Regions from separate parts of the Homo sapiens genome. Here region 1 is linked to region 2. Evidence: read pairs that join two places in POLR2A ChIA-PET (ENCODE). Cell type or tissue: PC-9. All regions are shown on one strand. Links, peaks and the distances in the headings refer to the core of each region. The heading gives the core; the rest is flanking DNA.

What was found. ChIA-PET counts read pairs that join two places held together with the same protein. Peaks named below come from ENCODE experiments on the same cell type or tissue, not always from the same donor. Only the 100,000 strongest peaks of a DNase experiment are listed, where the experiment ranks them.
Region 1: POLR2A ChIA-PET joins it to region 2 with 11 read pairs; 2 of 35 experiments call an interaction of 5 or more read pairs at or near these places.

What each region holds. Positions count from the first base shown.
Region 1 is chr7:134,887,409-134,895,203 of GRCh38, forward strand. The region is part of intron 3 of CALD1 (caldesmon 1); the gene reads left to right. Among named protein-coding and RNA genes, the nearest start is that of AGBL3, 95 kb to the right of the region's middle. In PC-9, for the core only: no CTCF peak of the experiment used is centred there; DNase peaks (open chromatin) are centred at 4,033 and 4,423; H3K4me3 peaks cover 1,304 bases; H3K27ac peaks cover 1,006 bases.
Region 2 is chr7:134,522,985-134,530,779 of GRCh38, forward strand. AKR1B10 (aldo-keto reductase family 1 member B10) reads left to right here and starts at 4,583. Exons shown (of 10, transcript NM_020299.5): 1 at 4,583-4,993; 2 at 7,659-7,795. The coding sequence starts at 4,928. In PC-9, for the core only: no CTCF peak of the experiment used is centred there; DNase peaks (open chromatin) are centred at 4,477 and 5,187; H3K4me3 peaks cover 1,990 bases; H3K27ac peaks cover 2,500 bases.

The DNA.
Region 1 (7,795 bases), core at 2,502-5,001, 360 kb after region 2:
TTTTTGCCTAGTTCTAAGAGTACAGAGCCTATGAATTTCTTCATAAGAAAATTTATCTCCAACAGCCTTTTCAAACGTCCCCTTTGTACTACTCGAACTGTTGCCTCCCTAGTGGTAGATTTCCCTTAGGTTTATGTGTTTCCATAGTAAGTGAATGGCTCTGTGCATGTTATGTGTGTGCATGTGTGCGTATGCATGCATGCGTGTATATGTGTGTGCCTGTGTGTACATGCATGTCTGTATGTGTGTGCATGTGTGCGTATGCATGCATGTGTGTGTATGTGTATGTGCATGTGTGCATATGCATGCATGCGTATATGTGTTTGCCTGTGTGTGCATGTGTGTCTCTATGTGCCTGCGTGTGTATGTGTGTGCATGTGTATGTGTGCGCATGTGTATGTGTGTGCATGTGTGCATATGCATGCATTCGTGTATGTGTGTGTGCCTGTGTGTGCATGTGTGTCTGTATGTGTGTGTATGTGTGTGCATGTGTGTCATAAGCGCATTAGGGCATATGCACAGCACTTCCCACATACCTCTCTTCCCTAGGGAATTGTTTCAAGGTAGAAGCTGTTCTTAAACAACTGCTGCAGACTCTAAAGTCTGGAACAGATCTTGTGGTCCGGTCTCCCACCTCCATGAAGTAAAGTTATTTTTAAAAAATCATATTTTCTTAATAAAGGACCACCCTGTGGTGGGAGCTGTTCCTTTCTATTACAGTCTGACCTCCCTCAAACCTTCCCAGCCCAGAATCTCTTTGATGAAAAATTAAACAATAAAGTGTCCAGAAACAAAGGATACTATGAGTAATCTCAGAATGGCCCAGACTTTCATTTTTCCTAGTAAGAGTCCTGAAGCATCATCAAATTCATGATACCTATTATCTTGCTGAAGGATGACTGGCCCACTTGTTCATGGTGCCAATGAATAGTCATTAGTTCACTTCTCAGAGACACCAGTTCTGGCAGCTGGACACTGGGTACCATTCTCTGCTATGCAGTGAAAGCACACAGGCCTGTAGGTCTCTGCAGGACCAGAACACTGTGCACAAATAACCTTTAGATTGTTATTTCTCAATCCTCTTACCTTGCCTCTCCAGCCCCAGGCACCAGGTCTCAGAGGACTCTTGGAAGCACTTGCCTAGCCCAGCCCTGCTCTCAGCTCATGATTCACTTGTTATCTCTATGCGTCTTCCCGCGTTGCCTGTCTTTCATTGGCCTTTGTGTTCTTCCTCTTCCCAGAGAGTGTCTGAACCAGGTCCAAGACTCACTTCTCTCTTCACTCTTCCCATGTCAGTACCCTACCAGGTAGCATGAGCTATAACACCACTGGGTTTTACTATCACAAACTGAAGACAGACAGCTGCTTCCCAAATGCATGCCCCTAATAACAAAGGAGGGTGCGCGCTGTTTCCCTTTCCCTCTTTTGGCAATTAGGGAAATAGCCTGGTGGACATCCTGTGTACAGCTGGCAATTAGCACACTTTCTGTACATGGATTCTGCACATGAGTGGAAGACTACTAAATTCTTGCTCTCCTCCATGGAGAATACTGGCCAGAAAGAACCACAATTTTTTTTTCTAGGTTTTTCCATTTTATGAACCTATTCTGAATATGCCAAAACCATACCTGTCACCTCAGAATTGGCGTGGGGGGCTGGGGAGGAGGGAATCAGGAGGTGATAGCTTTCTCGCATGGCTGCGACAAATAACTAGAAACTTGGTGGCTTTAAACGACACAACTTATTCTGTACAGTTCTATAGGTTAGATGTCTGGCACAGGTCTCACTGGGCTAACATCAAGGTGTCAGCAGGGCTGTATTCCTTCCTGGAGGCTCCAGGGGAGAATCCATTTCCTTGCCTTTTCCAGCTTCTAGAGGAAGTCACATTCCCAGGCTCTTGGACCCCCTCTCCATCTTCAAAGCCATCACCAGTCTGTCTGCCCACCCTGACAGATAAGCTCCTCTAACCACAGCTGGAAAGGGGTCTCTGATTTTAAAGAGCCATGTGATTCATTCCAGCACACCTGGATAATCCAGGATGCTCTCCCCATCTCTATGCCTTTAATTTCATCATATCGACAAGGTCCCTTTTGCCACGCAAATTAACATGTTCTCAGGTTCTGGAGATTTGCGGGAAACGTTATTCCACCTACCATAGAAAACCACCGACTTTTGTAAGTAATTGAAGGGAAAAAATTAATTGGGCAAAATTCGGTAGAAAGAGAAGCAGCAGAATGCCTCGATACATGTTTCTGTCTCAGTTCTAGAGCGAGAAACTCAGGACAAGTCAGTGTATATTTAAGTCCTCTTGTGTGAAGGCAGATGTATCTCTACTTTTATGGGTGTCTTATGTGCTACTTTCATCAATATATGTTCGGTGATCATATGTGTAATCAGAGATATTTAAATGCATATATACATAATGATATATAGAGATAATTAACTTTAAGTTTATTAAACTGTATTTACTCTATAAACTATGACTTCATTTTTTGTTTTGTTTTGTTTTTTGTTTTTTGAGATGGAGTCTCACTCTGTCGCTCAGGTTGGAGTGCAGTGGCGCCATCTCAGCTCACTGCAACCTCCGCCTCCTGGGTTCAAGCAATTCTCCTGCCGCAGCCTCCCAAGTAGCTGGGACTACAGGCACCTGCCACCAAGCCCGGGTAATTTTTGTATTTTTAGTAGAGACGGGGTTTCACCATGTTGGCCAGGCTGGTCTCAAACTCCTGACCTTGATCCACCTGCCTCAGCCTCCCCGAGTGCTGGGATTACAGGCATGAGCCACCTCGCCTGGCCTATAAACTACGACTCTGATGACCGCATAGTATTTAAGCAAGAAAACAACCAAAATGTTCTAGCTAAAGTGGAGACCACTTAACCTAACCCAATTAAACTTTAAGTTGAACACAAGAGTAGTAGATGCAGTTCAGCTCCATGACATTGGGTGAGTTGTCTAAATGCTCTGTGCTTTGGTGTCCTTGTCTGCGTGTGACATGAAGCCGCAGATCTCAAAGATCTCTTTCATTCCGTGAAAGCGCTCTCAATGTGTGAAGTTGACTGCTTCTCCTGCTGTTTACCAAGAGAATAATCTTAACTCTACATTGTGGAGATCGGATTTGTTCTCACTTGACAGAAAGCCAGTCCCACGAGCAGCTTGGTACCCAAATACCAGTCTGTTTAGTGCTCATTAGAGATGAAGAACCATATTCATAAGTCAAGCTGAGACGGAGTGTCATCTCCAGACAGAATCAACACCACCCCCTCCTCAGGAACTGGGATTTGGCTGCTTTCCAAGCCGCTGCTGACCAGGTTCCATTGCCCAGCTTGGCTGATGAGATCACTGGCAGAGTACCATGGGTGCAGACGGGGCCTGCTGTTTCAACATGTTCTCAGGAGGGCTCTTGCCCACATTTCTTGGAGAGGTGTGAGCACCAAACATGCTGAACCATCCAGCCCATCACTGAGCAGGGCCATCTCTCTTCATCCCTTTTCATTTGGTTTGCATTTTTATGTCATGCTCCTTCCCTGGATAAAAGGGATAAGAGGAGTTTCTCAGATTTGATTTCTCAGTGGGAACTGTTTGCTTTGGAAGCCACCTACACCAATGCTAATTGAGAACAGAGCTCAGAATGGGAGCCTGAGAACTGCACCCGGATGAACTTTTTGGTGGGCTGATTTCTGTTGATCTTGTCAGAATTAGGTTGTATATGCATGTAATACCATGATCAACTATTTTCCAAAAGGCTGAGCAAATGCATCAGTGTCTTTTTCCTTTGACCAGTTACTTACCTTGGAAAAATTATTTGTAGTTAAGCATATAAAGTCTTCATCAGGAAAACTACTGGAGATCCTGGCCCTGACTACCCAGCAATAACATTTCTGGAACTCCCGAAGCAATCAGTGCTCTCTGATCGCTAAACATGATGGGCTTCTATTAGAGAGATTACAGTAAAAAATAACAATCAGCTCTCTGATGATCCTGTGAGGAGGGAACGGGTTGGGAGGAGTAGATTTGGCTGAGGACAAGCCCAGACTTTCGTCACAGGGACAGACCAACGTGTTAACACAAAGGGAGAACACGGGAGCATCCTGCACCGTGCATTTCAGCCACAGATCACATGGCCCCTCCGCGGGCCCAGCCCACGCCCTGACCGCCCGGCCTGGCCAGGTCTCCGTATCTCTCTGCCCCGCCGCCCCTTCCCAACTGCGGACATGCTGGGTGGATCCGGATCGCATGGAAGACGCAGCCTGGCCGCGCTCTCCCAGTGAGTCCTCATTTCGTCTCTTTGGTTTTTTCCTTTCTTTTTTTTTTTTATAAAAAACAAACGAATTGTTGTAAAAAAAAAAAAAAAAAAAAAAATGTGGGAGTGGGAGGGGAGAGGAGGAGACACCAGGCAGGAAAGGAATGCAGTGAGTGTGTGAGTTTCAGACCTGTCTGAAACTTTCTGGTTTCCACTTCATGGTTGCTCTGATTCGCTGGCTTTTCTCGTTTCCATTTTAATGGTGGTTTGTGGACCATTTGCCAGGAGTTTATACCTAGGCACGGGTTTCTCCGTTTCAAATACCAATCCATAAAGCATTGTGTTTCTAAAGGTCTGCTGTTAATTTAGACCTTAGCCCTCCGTTCAGAATGATCCATTTGCAGGGCTCAGAGATTTTGGCTAAAGCACACATTGCCCAATCCTTAGAGTAAACAGCCAAAGCCCTCAATATACTGACCATCTGACTAAGACAGAACAAGACCCAGAGCATATGCTATTGATCAGGGAATTGTTCAGATAACGGACTCCAAGGGTTTAGGATCATGAAATCCTGGAATGTTAAAGCCAGAAGGGAGGCCTTTAGACTCTTTGGTGCAATGCTGTCTTTCAATAGGCAGGGAAACAGAAACCAGAGGGGCAACTCAACTTACCCCAAAGCAGACAACAGTCGGTAGCAAAGCCATGTCTTTGTACTCTCATGCAAAGGGCCGTTTTCACACTGGTGTTTATGAGGTTTGAAAAACTTACTGGGTCTTGGGAAAAGGTACCGCACAAGAATTAGAACACCAAATGGCCTTTCAGTAAATCTTTTCCATTTTTGAGAGTTTTGGCACCGATTCAGCATGACAATTGTTGTTCCAGTTGTTCCAGCGTTTGTGCAACAGTTAATCAAATAAACAGAGAAACTCATCAGGGTCCTAAAAACAAGACCCATGTCCATTACATTAGCAGATCTCTTGGAGAGCTAGTTTCCGTAAGTGTGGTTGGTTATTCACGTGGGAGAGCTCAAAGGGACTTTAGACGTTATCTGTATAGTCCAGTGCTTATCAAACTTTTTAAAAAATCAAATTTAATCTTAAGGGGAACGCTATTGTATAAAGGAGATGTTCTGGTTAAAGAAAAGGTTTGGGATCTAGAGCTCCTCATCCTCGCTCTACTCTGCAGTCATAGCCCACTGCACAATTCTACCCCTCTCCTCATCCCTCTTCTACCCCACCTCCCCACCCTCTTCATCAAAACTTCCTTGGAATCCTAGGTCTCCATGGAATAGTTCAGAAACCACTGATCTCATTGAAAGCCTTCATTTCAGATGAGGAAACTGAGGCACAGGAAGGGCTTGCCCAGGGTCACACAGCTGATCAGCAATAGAGCGTGGGATGCTAGGAAAAGAGCCCAGTCTGGCTGGCTGTCTCTCTCTCAACTCATGGTCCTGAGGCTTGTTTCCACTCCTTCATGCCTATGATTCTATCAGTCTCCTTTCTCTGTGTCTCTCTTCTCTGTTTACTCTGCCATTTCCTGGATTTCAACAGCTATTACCTCTCACCGGGATGGTTGTCATTGCCTGCCATCTGGTCCTCGGCCTCTGTCTCTCTCCCCTTTCTGATCCAGCCCCCTACAGCCCCCACCTATGAAGATAAAGTCCATTCTCCTTACTACAGCATTCAAATTTCTCCACAACATGCCTTCACTATTTCTTCCCATTCTGACTTCCGCCAGGGAGAATGTTAAAAACATTGTGGGGAAATAAATAAATGATGGGCATAATTTTACCAGATTCTGCAGAAATGACAAAAGAAATGCACACAGGGATGTCGAGATTTGTAAAAACTATAGGAGTACCTGATCCGGTGAAATAAGATCACTCACAGCTCCCCAAACTCAGCATATACAAGCCACCACTGTTTCTTGACTCATTCTATTCCCTACACAGGGAATACCCTCACCCTCCTGTTTCTGACCTCCTTTCTGTTCTGCAAGGCCCTGATCAAATGCTCCCTTCCTCTGTAAACCTTCCTCATTCCTCACTTCTCTCACTCTAATAACCTTTGCCCATCCTTCTATTACTAGCTTTGTACCGTCAATCGAGGAAAATGACGAGGCAAGTCTCAATCATTTTAGGAGGTTTACTTGCCAAAGTTAAGGATGTGCCTGGGAGATAGGTCTATGCCTTTATCTGAAGATGATTTTGAGGGCTCCAGATTTAAAGGGGAAAGGGTGGGGATATTGAGAAGTACACAATTTTCATCTAAGTGAATCTGTGTTTTGTACATAAGATCACATAAACAAAGGGGGCAGAGGAAAAATGCGGGGAATCTGCATTTTACGTATGATAACAGACAAAATGGGGTAGGGCGACACTCAGATATGCATTTGTGTCTGGTGGGCCAGGGTGACTGCACCTATAAAGATAAGCTGTCCATTTGCATTGCCATGGTGAAGTTTTAACAGCTCTCTAGGAATGTCCTTGTGGACAAAATATGGGGGAGGCTTGTGTAGCTTTTCACCTTGTAGCCATCTTATTTAGGAACTAAAAGGGGAAGGCTTTGAGTGACCCAGTTCCCGGCTTGACTTTTCCGTTTGTCTAAATGCGTTCGGGGTACCAAAATTTAATTTCCTTTCAATAAAGTTATTGTTGAACATAGCTATCTTCCCTCCCAATAAATGGCAATTCACTTGAGGGCAGGAATGATTTTGAATCTTTGAAGCTTCAGCATCCAGAACAGTGCTGATGCTCCAGAAATATTCTTTAAGTTTCCTATTATTGAGTAAATCAAACTCAATTCCCCTTAGTTTACCTTTTTCATTTGAACCGTTTGAACACACAAAGCCTTCACTCCTTTTGCTTTGCTAGACGTACTAGGTTAAATGCTAAAACAGGTGCTCAACAAAATGAATTCTAAGTTCCTTTGCATTTCCATCAGATAATTTATCTCTGTTTCATCACCTGTAGAGCAAGATTGGCTGTGATTTTTTAATGAGACATGTTAAAATTCCTGAATGCCAAGACCTACACAAGGGCCATGTTATTTTCAGGAGCAGTCGTGAATGGTTGTTCAGTTATTTAGATTTCAAGGCATGTTTAATTTGTTCCTACCAAGATCACTGAGAGATTCTGTCACTTGCGGTTTAATATTTTCACTGGTACTTTTATCATTTTCCCAAAGCCTAAGGAAGTTTACTTGCAACAAGATTTGGGGTTTCCTGTAAATATTTGTTTTAGTCCATAAAGGGTTATTTTTCTTATAGAGAAGTGTGCTTTTATATATCTTGCAGCTGAAAGTTAAAAGTTTTTTGTGTGTGTTACATTTTGTAACAAACATGGAAGGGTATGTAAATTGTAAAATCATGGAGTCAAGGAAACGTAGGAAATTATTTAGTTCATCCCACTGTTTTCTGAGGGAACTGAATCCAAAACAGTGCTGGGAAATAAATAAATAAATAAATAAATAAATAAATAAATAAATAAATAATTGGCACAATTTTTAAAGATTCTGCAGAAATGACAAAGGAAATAAACATAAGAATATTGAGAT
Region 2 (7,795 bases), core at 3,058-5,557:
TTTTTGAGATGGAGTTTCACTCTTATTGCCCAGGCACGAGTGCAATGGTGCAATCTCCGCTCACTGCAACCTCCGCCTCCCAGGTTCAAGTGATTCTCCTGCCTCAGCCTCCTGAGTAGCTGGGATTACAGGCATGCACCACCTTGCCCAGCTAATTGTTTCTTGTATTACTAAAAATACATGGTAGGTTTTTTAAAAGGTATTTCCTACCTCTTTCTACTGAAAAGGCCTGGAAGCAAGATTCAATTCAATTGCAAAGAATGATTCTAGTTCCCTAATTGTGGTTTCTAAATATCAATTTCCACTAAAAGGAAATCTCCTTGGATAAATGTAGGTCTGGAACAGGAAAGCAATGAAGTTACCAAAGGCTATAAAGATTACATGAAAAGAATGCAAAAGCCAATTTGAAGTGCTCTCAGTGGCAAAGAGGATAATTTGGGCATCAATAAGAATAGCAATAGATTATAACATTGAATATATTTAAATTCATGAATTCAAAGAACACTAAATGACAACTAATCTGTCACCTTGGAGGGTGCTTGGAAACCTCCTTTTAAAAACTAAAATAAAAGAATGAATCAATCATTATTCAGTGTTCCTATTCAAACTATACCTCAGGGTAGCCAAATAATTGATTAGGAGAAATTTCTCCTTAAAGAAGTATGCCAGCTAATACATGAAGAAAGAATGGTATAATTAGTATTTCACTGTTTTGTAATGTTATGAAATAATGGATTTAAGTAATGATCATCAATGACTACTGTAAATAATACAAATAAATAAATACAAATAAAGAGGCAGCCAGTCATTCCACCGGAATAGAAGAATACAATGTATAGGAAGTAGCCAAAAAACAAAACAAAACAAGAATTGGATCTGGATTTTATCAAGCCTCTAGGTCTTATTAGTGTTGCCAAGATATTTGGGGGATAGAGTGACATGATAAATACATTTCTGGGAATGCAATAATCAGCAGAATCCAGAGGGCGGGAAACTATAGAGAGAAAGTGATTTTTTGTTTGTTTGTTTTGTTTTGTTTTTTGGCTTTTTTTTTCCTTTCTTTTCTTTTTTTTTTTTTTTTGAGACAGTGTCTTACTATGTCATCCAGACTCCCGGGCTCAAGCAACCATCTGGCCTCAGCCTCCTGAGTGGCTGAGACTACGGGCATGTGTCACCATGCCCAGCTAATTGTTTCTTGTATTTTTCATAGAGACAGGGTCTCGCTATGTTGCTTCTGGCCTCAAGTAGTCCTCCTGCCTCAGCCTCCCAAAGAGCTGGGATTACAGGTGGTGTGAGCCACCACACCCAGCTAACAAATACAGCACAAGGAGAGAAGGTGGGGACGTGTAGTTTTGCATATTTTCAAAATATTTCATAATAAAAAGATTTTTGAAAAATTAAAAAACAAAACTTTGGTGCTCTCAAATAAAATAAAAAATGTTAACATGCACAGGGGATTCAGATTTTGTGATCCTGAAGTTGTACGATCGGGGTTTTCTTTTAAAGAATACAAAATTAAGAATTCAATGTTAGGTACAAAGCCTAAGATGGTGCTCATGCAAGTGAAGGCAACTGAAGGTCAAGTTTTGTTACCTTCATGGTAAATCCAACTCCATGATCACAGCTTTGCAGCTCCTGACCCTCTGGTACCTGCATATCAGTCTAGCTTTAACTCTGCTGGGCACCCTGTAAGTCTACTCTCTGAGCGTCCCCACACTGGCTTCCTCCCGTTCTTCCAATGTATCTTAGTCGCTTCCACCCCTTGGCTCACACTGTTCTGCCCAGAAACTTCTCTGCACTCCCACAATTCTTGGAATTGTTCTTTTTCCTCCCTGTTTCAGATATATTAGTTGCTGCTTCCTCTGTTTCTTAGAGAAATGGATGAGAATGAAAAGCGGCACTACTCGTTCATTTTCCTTCTAAAAATAATTTTGTCTCAATTTTGTATGTACTTAATTTTAACAAAGTAAAACTTCTTATGCACATATATTCATCAGATTTAAAAAATGAGAGTTTCTTAAGGGTACAAAACCAGGAATAGATTGGTAAATTCATGAAGCTAGAAAGTAGCTAATCAAAACTCTTATGAAAACTTCTGGGGTTGATTAAGAATAGCCATAATTCTGTGTAACAAATCCCCTCAAGAGGTGAAATCTATTTCCCTACTCCTTGGCCCCGTCCTGGCCTTGAGACTTGCTTTGATCAATAGAAGGTGACAGAAGTGACACTGCACACATTCCAAGGGTAGGCCTCCTACAATGCTGCTACCTATGAACAAGCCCAAGTTAGCCTCATGGAAAATGAAAAACACATAAAAAGGGTCCCTGCCTTCCCTGACATCCCAGTCCACCCCAGTGAAGCCCACAGAGGTGAGAAAACCCAGCTGACAGACACCACGTGGTTCTGAGACCGGCTTATCAGCTGATTCCTGCCCAAATTGCCAACCCACAAAATCACAAGCAAATAAATGGTTGCTGTAATAACCAGTTTGTTTGTTACACGAAAACAGCTAATCAATATACCTTCTTAATCTCAATTATCTAAAAAAGATATCCCTTCTCACTGATTCATAGCTAAGTGGTTCTGGAAGGAATGTTATTATGAACAATACACATTTCTTTATTCTGTGCATCACATGAAAATGGTCAGAATCAAAATGGAGTCACTAATGTTAAAAAACAAACAGAAGACTCTGACAAATACAGCTGGGAAGACCATGAAAAGAGGGTTCTAATGGTTGTACACCTGAAAACCAAAAGTACCATGAAAGACGGTGAAAACCACAACCTTGAGCAAAGGCCATTGCAACTGAACACAAAACATACTCTGCAAGGACCTCTGAACAACTGCGTGTCCAACCTCAGACTAACACCACTTTCATGATTGATCTTTGGAGCCAAGGCTAATTATTTCAAAGCAATTAGATAATCCTCATTTTTTCCTTGAAAAGTTTTGTCTTCCTTTATTTCCCCAAATATACACATAGTTTACTGTGGCATGCATATTCCCATTGCAGTGCTCTATTCCCAGAGAAATATTTTTCTTGTAGGGACCCTCTCTCTGTTATTTAGGTTGACAGTCACTAAGGATTTACTATTTCAACAATACTAGCACTGCATGTCATCCAGTATACACTGGGAAAATAAAGTGCCGCAAGTGCATATCCAGGAGACTTTGTGGCCACCAGATTATGAGGAATGCATGTATTTAATTATTTATTTTTGGGACAGAGTCTGTCTCTGTCGCCCAGGCTATAGTGCAGTGGCACCATCTTGGCTCACTGCATTCTCCACCTCCCAGGTTCAAGGGATTCTCAGGCCTCCCAAGCAGCGGGGACTATAGGTACGTGCCATCATGCCTCGCTAATTTTTGGATTTTTAGCAGAGACAGGGTTTCACCATGTTGGCCAGGCTGGTCTCAAACCCCTAAGCTCAAGTGATCTACCTGCCTCGGCCTCCCAAAGTGCTGGGATTACAGGTGTGAGACACCATGCCCGGCCCATGCATTATTATTAATGTTGAAGTAGATAATTTAACAAACATCAATGAAGTATAAGATTTTTCACTCATAGTTGCAAAATATCATGCCAATTGCCTTCTATGAGCTGTCATAAGCCACAGCCTAGAGATTCAATTCCATTTCAAGATTCAACCAAAGCCAACTCATCAACAAGAACATGTAAAAGACAGAAAAACCCACTACCGGCAGGCTGAAACAGATGCTGTGACGTGGCCCTGGCCTGTCATGGCGTGTCACAGCATGGCACAGGCCTATATCATGTTCCCTAGATTGCTGACTACCAACTAGTTACAGCTGACTCCAATCAGGTCGGGATTTGACCATCTCTGCACTGAACCTGCAATTGCAACTTTTAAAATTGAAACGCTGCTTCTCACCTCTCCTCCCTAGACTCTATTTCACAGAGGAAACCATCACAGGGAAAGCAAGCCCTTGTTTTTTCTTCCTTCTTTGCTTTGCTTTCTTTCTCTCCTTCCTTCTTTCTTTCCTTCCTCCCTCCCTCCCTCCCTCCCTCCTTCCTTCCTTCCTTCCTTCCTTCCTTCTTTCCTTTCTTCCTTCCTGCCTTCCCTTCTTTCTTTCTTTTTTTTGAGACAGGGTCTCACTGTCTGTCGCCCAGGCTGGAGTGCAGTGGCATGATCTAGGCTCATTGCAACCTCCGCCTCCCAGGTTCAAGTGATTCTCCTTTCTCAGCCTCCCAAGTAGCTGGGATTGCAGATACGTGCCCCCACGCCCGGCTAATTTTTGTATTTTTAGTAGAGGCAGGGTTTCACTATGTTGGCCAGACTTCTTTCCCTCCCTCCTCCAACTCTTCTTTTCTTCCTTGCTGTCTCCCTCCCTACCTTCCAACTTTTGGCTGTGTTGAATTTGTTGACTCATCCTGAACAAGCAGAAACTCCAATGATACTGTCACCTAAGAGAGAACTTTGCACAAGGTTGCCATGTTTAATAATTCATTCACAGAATCCTCAATCTCACAAAAGCCTGGAATGGATTTCCTGTTTGGTTATGGCAGGGAAGCTACTGTGGCCAGGCTCCAACTCCTCCCACTGTAGATAGCAGCAGCCTTCTTAAGCAGCCTGTGGCCGGGCACAGTAGCTCACACCTGTAATCCCAGCACTTTGGAAGGCCGAGGTGGGCGGATCACCTGAGCTCAGGAGTTTGAGACCAGCCTGTCTCTACTAACAATATAAAAATTAGCTGGGAGTCACGGTGGGCGCCTGTAATCCCAGCTACTCGGGAGGCTGAGGCAGGAGAATTGCTTGAACCCAGGAGACAGAGGTTGTAGTGAGCTGAGATCGCACCACTGCACTCTAGCCTTGGCAACAGTGCAAGACTGTCTCAAAAACAGCAACAGAGAGCAGGACGTGAGACTTCTACCTGCTCACTCAGAATCATTTCTGCACCAACCATGGCCACGTTTGTGGAGCTCAGTACCAAAGCCAAGATGCCCATTGTGGGCCTGGGCACTTGGAAGGTAAATATGCAAATCTTTGCACACCCTTCTTCTCTGGAGGGGCGTTTGGGTGTTTTCTCTTTCTGCATTCAGCCAGGAAAGCCTGGAGGTCGGGCAGGGGTTGGAGAGGTAAGATTCAGCCCTGGAGCCAGGACTTAGGTTGCTTTCTTTTCTCAGAGCTGATTCAGGCTGCAAAGCTCCAAGGCTGGCTTTCCCAGCAGTGATGAGAGCTTCTCTAGCAAGTATCAAATTTCAAGCAGCTGTTGGACTTAAAACTGTTTTCCAGGGCAGTTTCTCTCTCTGGTTCTAGGACACTTAATTGGGCTCAACGTTTCCCCCAAGTCTTGGCTGTGGGTTTGTTGTGGGCTGGGTGGTTGAGGAGAGGATGCAGAGCCCGAAGTCCTTGGCACCCCTTTGCAGATCACGGTGTGAGACTTGGGCTAGCAGCATCCCTATGACCTGGAAACTTGCTAGAAATGCAAACTGGCCAGGTGTGGTGGCTTATCCCTGTAATCCCAGCACTTTGGGAAATCCAGACGGGAGGGTTGCTTGAGCCCAGGAGTTGGAGACCAGCCTGGGCAACATGGCAAGAATCCATTTCTACAAAAAATAAATAAATTTTCTGGGCATGGTGGCACGCACCTGTAGTCCCAGCCACTTGGGAGGCTGAGGTGGAGATTGAGTGTTGAGCCTGAGGGGTCAAGGCTGCAATGAGCAGTGATTGTGCCACTGCACTCCAGTCTGGGCAACAGAGTGAGATCCAAGAAAGCAAGAAAGAGAGAAAGAGAGAGAGAGAAAGAAAGAGAGACAGAGAGAAACAAAATGCAGAGTCTCAGGCTCCAACCCAGGCTACCTAATGGGCATCTGCACTTTAACAAGATCCCTACGTGGTTCCTGTACACATTGAAATCTGCAACATGCTGGGGCTGCAGAGAGCCTGGGCTGGGAGTCGTGAGCACCACCCGGCTGTGTTAACGACAGCTGGCAAAATGTGGTAAGGCACATCCAGGACTCAGTGAGGCAGGTTCCCGAGCCTCTGTTAGGCTAAGTTTCAAGTTGTTCCATCACCACCTCCCTCTGCCTTCTTTGCCATTTCCATCCATGATAGCACTACCCTAACTAGTGATGAGAAGCAGTCTTTGGAGTTCCTCTTCTCTCCTGTCCCTCATGGCTAATGTCCCTGCTGAGACTTCTGCCTCTGGCTCTCTTTCCTTCTGTGCACCCTGATTTTTCTTCTCTTCTGTCCCAAGCTAGAGGTTAGGACCCTCTGCTGCAGCACTGGGTCATCCTCAGGATACATTCTTGGTGTATCTGGAGGAACAGATCACTTCCAGCTTGATTCATGCAGAGCGTCTCTTGCTTGAATAGCAAGATTTGCCCAAAATCAGACCTTCAATCCTGTATAAACAGAATAAATAATCACTTCCAGATCTCCAGGGAATCTACTCACCCTGGGTGAGTTTACCAGACAGTTTCATAATTTTGGAATTGAATGAAAGAATTATGAAGGGAGCTGTCTTCAACACGTGGGGATGATAGACTAAAGGATTATGAACTTAGCAGTGGAGGTGAAGAAGGGTGTAGCGTAGCGGTTGGGGGCACAGGGCTGCTTCTGGGTGCCTGGCAGCAGCTCGTTTCTTGTCCAGGTGGTAGGGTAGCTGTGCATCTCTGTTTTGTGTACTGTTCAATGTTTGTTATCTCACAATTGAAGAGGTTTAAAAGACCATTTTGTGAGAGATCAAGTTTTAAGTGCTTTTTTGCCCCCATCATTGGCTTGGCTAGGTTAGAACAAAATGTGATAATTCTATTTCCCTTCTTTTCTTTTTTTCTTTCTTTTCTTTTCTTTCCTTCCCTTCTTTCTCTCCCTCTCTGTCATTCCCCTCCCTCTCTCTTTCTTTTTACAGGAGTGGAAAACAAACTCTATTCCTATAAGGTTTTCTATTTCTCTTTTTTTTCTGAAACGATCATTGTATAATGATGGCCTCTACTGAACCTTACTGTGTGTCAGGTAATGTGCAAAAAGCTTAATATTCATTGCAGCATCTCATCACCACAAAGGCCTCATGAGGCTGGTGCTATTTTTTTTTCCATTTTGCATACAAGGTTTACAGAGATTGAATCACCTGCTTAGACCCACACACCCAGTAAGTGATCGAATCCAGATTGATGGTGTAATGACCATTATCCAGATCCTTATCACCATTTGGGGAAATTGTCTGAAAATCCCTTGGGGTTATTTAGAGTCAAGCTTTCATCTGGGTCTTCAGAAAGTTGTAGTGGAGCGGTCTGCACCCCCACACACCTGAAGACATTTCAGGACTAACCTGGATGAAAAGGGAACTGACTTTTAGCTAGGATAGGACATAAGGACATAATCATAAAATAATTCACTTTCCTTCTTTTCTTTTGAAAAGTTTTGTAAAGTGTGTATCCTCCCAGAGATCCCCTGGCAAAGGAGACCCCAGTGAGGCCTTGGTTTGGAGAAACTGGGCCTTGTGGGGCAGCCTGTTGAAGGTGGCCTGGGGATAAGAGAATATGATGGTTGCTGAGAGTGGTGTAATTCCAGCTACTCGGGAGGTGGGAGGGTTGCTTGAACCTGGGAGTGTGAGGCCAGCCTGGGCAACACGGCAGGGCCCCATCTCTTAAAAAAAACACATATGTGATGAGCTTTTCTTTTGCCTTTCAGTCTCCTCTTGGCAAAGTGAAAGAAGCAGTGAAGGTGGCCATTGATGCAGGATATCGGCACATTGACTGTGCCTATGTCTATCAGAATGAACATGAAGTGGGGGAAGCCATCCAAGAGAAGATCCAAGAGAAGGCTGT